2 separate regions of the Homo sapiens genome follow, and region 1 is linked to region 2. Evidence: read pairs that join two places in POLR2A ChIA-PET (ENCODE). Cell type or tissue: Panc1. All regions are shown on one strand. Each heading gives the region's core, and the rest is flanking DNA. Links, peaks and the distances in the headings are about the cores only. Region 1 overlaps ATG7 (autophagy related 7). Region 2 overlaps ATG7 (autophagy related 7).

What was found. ChIA-PET counts read pairs that join two places held together with the same protein. Peaks named below come from ENCODE experiments on the same cell type or tissue, not always from the same donor. Only the 100,000 strongest peaks of a DNase experiment are listed, where the experiment ranks them.
Region 1: POLR2A ChIA-PET joins it to region 2 with 12 read pairs; 3 of 35 experiments call an interaction of 5 or more read pairs at or near these places.

What each region holds. Positions count from the first base shown.
Region 1 is chr3:11,339,398-11,342,305 of GRCh38, forward strand. ATG7 (autophagy related 7) reads left to right here. Exons shown (of 21, transcript NM_001349232.2): 12 at 1,248-1,338; 13 at 2,738-2,882. Among named protein-coding and RNA genes, the nearest start is that of ATG7, 68 kb to the left of the region's middle. In Panc1, for the core only: no CTCF peak of the experiment used is centred there; no DNase peak of the experiment used is centred there.
Region 2 is chr3:11,537,659-11,540,566 of GRCh38, forward strand. The region is part of intron 20 of ATG7 (autophagy related 7); the gene reads left to right. Among named protein-coding and RNA genes, the nearest start is that of VGLL4, 100 kb to the right of the region's middle. In Panc1, for the core only: no CTCF peak of the experiment used is centred there; no DNase peak of the experiment used is centred there; H3K27ac peaks cover 1,271 bases.

The DNA.
Region 1 (2,908 bases), core at 207-2,706, 200 kb before region 2:
TTCTCTTCCTGCAGAGTCTGTTGCTTAAGGCAGACAGTGGAGGTGATGCTGGAAGTGTAGGCTGTGGTGGGGTGAATTTCTTGCTTAGTAGTTCAGGTTTTATTGTGAGCAGTGGGAATTCAATGAGAAAGGGGGAGTAGCAGAGGTCCTGAGATGTAGGGAGCGCAAGAGAGTGGGATCCACTAGCAAGATTTACAAGGCTGTGGTTCCACCAAGGCAAGCAAAGCTTTCATTAACATGAGAAGGTAGCAGGTGTGTTCTGCAAAGCAATTGAGATGTTTAAGAGAATTTTGCAACAGTAGAATACAGCAGTGTTTCCCTGAATGTGTCCCTTGAGATTGTAATTGGTATACAGGGAAATGAAGGGAGATATGGAGAGCCACGTAAGTGTGGGAAACACAAAGCCAAATCAAATCACGTGGGTTCTGTACTGCAGGTTTCTCAGAGCTTTTATCTCCCTCATGTGCAATGTGAATGGCCAGGTTTGAGTGGTAGTGGGGGCTGGATATAGAAGACAGATATAAGTATAGAAGCATTTCCAAAGTCTGTTTAGCTACAGGATCCTTATCCTCTGAGATTATTGAATAGGACACACTTTGGGAACTGCTAGAATTGGAGTTAATTGGAGTTACAGAGGCTCCCATAGCAGGGATTAAAAGAGGGCTGCGGGGAAGGGAGAAGTCAGGGAAGGGAAACTTCTGAATGGATAAAGATGAGCTTAAAGGAAAGGGCAGCTTAATCAAATGACAGTCACCTTGGACTGTGATCTGCTCACAGGTACAGAAGGGACATACTTAATTTAAGGTTCAAATCCCAATAGGAACCTCAGTGAAGGGGTGCTGCAGTTACATTGGCTTGGCTTGCTTAGATAGAGAAGCCTCAGTGGGGTTATACCTACCCCAGAAAAGATTGTCTTTTTTTTTTTTTCAGCAACTTCCAATAACAGTGAAAGTTGAGCCACCTTGGGCCAGAGTTGAGGGCTATTTCAGAAGCTCCTGTACAGGAAGATTGCTTGGGTTTGATGGTCCCTAAACAAGATTCCCAGTAGTTGGGAAAGATGGGGAGGCAACTGTGGCAAGTCTGTGGAAATTCAGGCCCTCAAGTCTCTTTTAGAAAGAAGCAAACCAAAAGCTTGTCAATGCATGGGCCATTATGAATGTCGATCTTTTTTATGTAAGGTCGTTGCTTGATCTGCTTGTTTTTATTCTTCCCTCCTTCATTAAACTTTGTGTTTTATTTGCCTTAAGATTGTCCTAAAGCAGTTGGATGGGAAAAGAACCAGAAAGGAGGCATGGGACCAAGGATGGTGAACCTCAGTGAATGTATGGACCCTAAAAGGTATATTTGGGAAGCTGTTTTCTCCAGTCGGGCTTTTTGTAACCAAGACACACACCAAGTTCTGTCAGGCCAACACAACATTGTGTAATTCAGCCCAGGGGGTGCCAGTCATGCTGCCGTGTGTTACTCTGCTCTTCAATTGAAGTTTGGTTGTGAGAATTAATATTAACAATGCATATCCTGAAGGGCACACTCTTCATCTGTTCTAGACATTCTAAATTTTGTTCTTGTTTAAAGCTCATGCTCTCAGACCACCAGCGTACCTGTACTGCCGTTCAGTCCTTTATGCATTGTCCTCTAGCTTGGTCCTATTGGCCCACTCCCCCGCCCCGTCCCCCACCCCGCCCCAGACAGAGTCTTGCACTGTGCAGGCTGGAATACAATGGCGCAATCTCTGCTCACTGCAACCTCTGCCTCCTGGGTTCAAGTGATTCTCCTGCCTCAGCCTCCTGAGTAGCTGGGATTACAGGCACGCGCCACCATGCCCTGCTAATTTTTTGTATTTTAGTAGAGACAGGGTTTCACTGTGTTGCCCAGGCTGGACTCGAACTCCTGACCTCGTGATCCACCTGCCTCGGCCTCCCAAAGTGCTGGGATTACAGGCATGAGCCACCACACCCAGCCCTTATTGGCCCACCTTGAAGGATATTAGAAGAATTATTTCATGGAAGCCAGTATTGTGTTTAAGGGCGAATCTCAGTGCACTCTTTTTTTTTTTTCTTTTTTTTTGAGACAGAGTTTCACTCCTGTTGCCCAAGCTGGAGTGCAGTGGCATGATCTTGGCTCACTGCAACCTCTGCTTCCCGGGTTCAAGTGAATCTCCTGCCTCAGCCTCCTGAGTAGCTGGGATTACAGGCGCCTGCCACCACACCTAGCTAATTTTTGTAATTTTAGTAGAGAGAGGGTTTTACCATGTTGGCTAGGCTGGTCTCGAACTCCTGACCTCAGGTGATCCGCCCGCTTTGGCCTCCCAAAGCGCTAGGATTACAGGCGTGAGCCGCTGTGCCTGGCCTGAGCGCAGGAGATATGGGAGGCCTTATTAAGGAGATATGGGAGAAATTTCTGTTTTCAGTACTAGGAAAAACTTTCCTCTTAATCAGATGGTGTGTTTTTATTCATGGACACCATGATTCCTATCACTGGTCATGCTCTTCCCTTTTCACCTTGGCTGCTGGAACTCAGTATCAAATCTGTGGCCCCCTCGTTGCAGAGGACTCCAACAGCATGCTGCTGGGTGGGAAGCTTTCTCCTCCCTGCTTACCCTCCAGTTTAATTTTCTTTTTCCTTTGATCCCAATTTCCTTATTATTTCTTATTTTCTTGCATAGCCACTTGAAATCTTTCAGAACAAGATTATTGCATAAAGGAGTGACTGAATAAGTAAATCTCTCCTTTTCTAGGTTAGCTGAGTCATCAGTGGATCTAAATCTCAAACTGATGTGTTGGAGATTGGTTCCTACTTTAGACTTGGACAAGGTTGTGTCTGTCAAATGTCTGCTGCTTGGAGCCGGCACCTTGGGTTGCAATGTAGCTAGGACGTTGATGGTAAGTCGGAGGTGGGGGGTGCAAAT
Region 2 (2,908 bases), core at 178-2,677:
CTCCACACTTCATCATCTGCCCTGTGACCTCAGATTAAAACTCAGGCTTAACATTTCCTGAGGCCCTGCTCGGTGCCAGGTTCTGGGTCTGTGCTTTCCAGTTGTTTTATGTATCCTTGATAACCTCTGTATGGTTGGTGGTAAAATGGAGAGATGTATTTTCCTGCGGGGAAACTGAGTCCTGAGAAACGAGCTAGCCCACAGAGAGCTGGTGGCTGGTAGAGCCCGGATCCAAAATTGGGAGCGTCTTGCCCCAAGTCCAGTGCTGTTTCCTTTATACCCAATGCCACAGAGCCAAAGTGGTACCTGGCCGAGATCTGGCCCTGAATGTAGAAGAGGCCAGGGAAAGGTGGAGGGAAGAGGGCATAGGTCCCAGTGTGGGATTCCAGATGACCCCTGTTGTCCAGCTGGCTAGGAGATATGTGGACCCCAGGGCTGACAGATGTTCCTGAGGGCCACAGGGAACCTGACGGAAGGTTGGTGGCATTTCTAGAGGCAAGTGGTCAGAGAGAGCATGGGGGTTTTGTGGGGACTGGGAATAACCGAGGGCCTCGTGGCAGGCTGGGTGGCACTGCCCTCTCAACGCTGACCTGTCAGCTGGTTCAGGAAGGCCTTTCTGAGGCCAGCACAGACTCTATCACACCATGGACCTTCAAGGGATAGCTCTCTTGGCAAAACACCCTTTTGCCAGACCTAATTGCCAGAAGCTGCAGTGGAAATGAGAACCCAGGACATGGGACGAGACAGACCTATGTGTGGATCTCAGCTCTGCCATTTGCTAGCTGTGTGGCCCTGACAGTCACCTGCCTTGTGAGCTCTGAGTTCCTTAAGTGTAAAAATGCCATGGTATGGTAGAGAGGAAAGAGACTCATATTTGAATATGACACAGAATAGGCCCTTAGTGCCAGCCTCAGGGGCTCACACCTGTAATCCCAGCACTTTGGGAGGCCAAGGCAGGCAGGTTGCTGAAGCCCAGGAGTTCGAGACCACCCTGGTCAGTGTGATGAAACTCCGTCTCTAAAAAAAAAAAAAAAAAAAAAAAAAAAAATTAGCCAAAAAAAAAAAAAAAGCCAGATGTGGTGGTGCAGGCCTGTGGTTGCAGCTACCCAGGAGGCTAAGATGGGAGGATCACCTGAGCCTGGGAAGGTCGAGGCTGCAGTGAGCTATGATTGTGCCACTGCACACATACTGGGCAACAGAGTGAGACTCTTGTCTCAAAAAAAAAGAAAAAGAAAAAGCCCTTAGTAATTCTTGAGAATGAGTGACTGAAGGAAGGAATGGACACCTACCTAAGATGTCCTCCTGGAAGAGAGCATGGAGAAGGGATCTGAGCTTCTTGCTATTTTCAATGTGAAAAGCTTTAATCTGGCTGTAATACAAGGTCGATTACCCACAGCTTCCAAGAACTTACCACAAAATGTTAATGATATCAACTGAGATTTTTTTTTTTCAGGTTGTAAAGTTGTGTTCTCCATCATTGTAAGCAAGTAACAACACAGATGATGTGTACCCTGCATCAGGTGCAGTTCTGAGCACTTTATGCCCACTAACTCATTTCATGGTCACAACAGCCCTACGAGGGAGACAGCATTTTTGTCCTCATTTCTCAGATGAGAACACAGAGGCACAAAGAGATTAAATAAATAGCCTGAGGTGACATAGCTAGTCAGTGGCAGAGCAGGACCCAATCCTGGAAGTCTGGCTTCAGAGACAGAGCTCTTAACTCCACCTGATAGTGATTAATGGCTATAGCAGAATCAGATCAGGGTAAGAGAAGGCATGGCACTGAGCCGGGGAGGCCAGGGAAGGTTGGGCTGGAAGGATTCTGTTCTCCTTAAAATGGTTGGGAAATAAGACCTCTAACTAAATGAGTGGGAGACTGCGTTGGTGCTTTAGGGGAAGTGGGCCTGCTGGCGGGGGGTCGCCCACTTTCCACCTTTGGTGGTTCTGAAAAAGACACGGTATTTCTCTTATGACATTTTTGGTAATTATTGTAAATATGTTTTTATATTGTGAAACTCCCCCCGTCTTAAGCTATATTCGTTTTCTCTTATGAATTTAAAAAATAAAATCTATTGATGCGCATACAATCAAATATATGTAAAAGTGCACATTTCTGAGCTTTGAGAAACGTACTCGCTTGTGGAACCAGCACAGTTCGGCGACATCGAGCAGGTCTGTCTGGCCTGTCCTGCCCTGCACAGCCGCCTGGAGGTTCACCTGCATCATTGCGTGTGTCAGCGCTTGGTGCCTTTCTGTCGCTGAGTAGCGTCTCGCTGTGTGAGTGTACCAGAATTGTTTACTCACTCACCTGGTGAGCTGTTCTTGGGTTGTTTCTAGTTTGGAGCTGTTATAAATGAAGCTCTGATGAGTGAGTGTGTTTTCACTTCTCTTGGGAGATTATCTAGGACTAGAATTGCTGGGTCCTATGGTGGAAGTGTATGTTTAACTTTTAAGAAACTGTTATTTTTCAAATTCACTGTGTCGTTTTTGCTGTTGCCACCAGCAGAGTTTGAGAGTTCTGGTTGTGCCATGTGCTTGTCAGCACTTGGAAGCTGGTAGTCCTTTTCATTCTGGCCATTTGAGTAGATATGCAAGTGGCATCTCATTATGGCTTTTATTGTAGTTCTCTGATGACAACATCTTTCCCGCATCTCTGATGGGGAACATCTTTTCATGTATTTATTTGCCACCTGTAGATCTTCTTATGTGACCCTTCTTTCAAATCTTTTGCCCATGTTTCCATCGGGTTGTTATATCTTATTGAACTGTAAGAGTTCTTCCACCCTGAGCAACATGGCAAGACCCTATCTCTATAAAAAATAAAAATAAATTCACTGGGCATGGTGGTGCGCACCTGTGGTCCCAGCTACTCAGGAGGCTGAGGTGGGAGGATCCCTTGAGACCA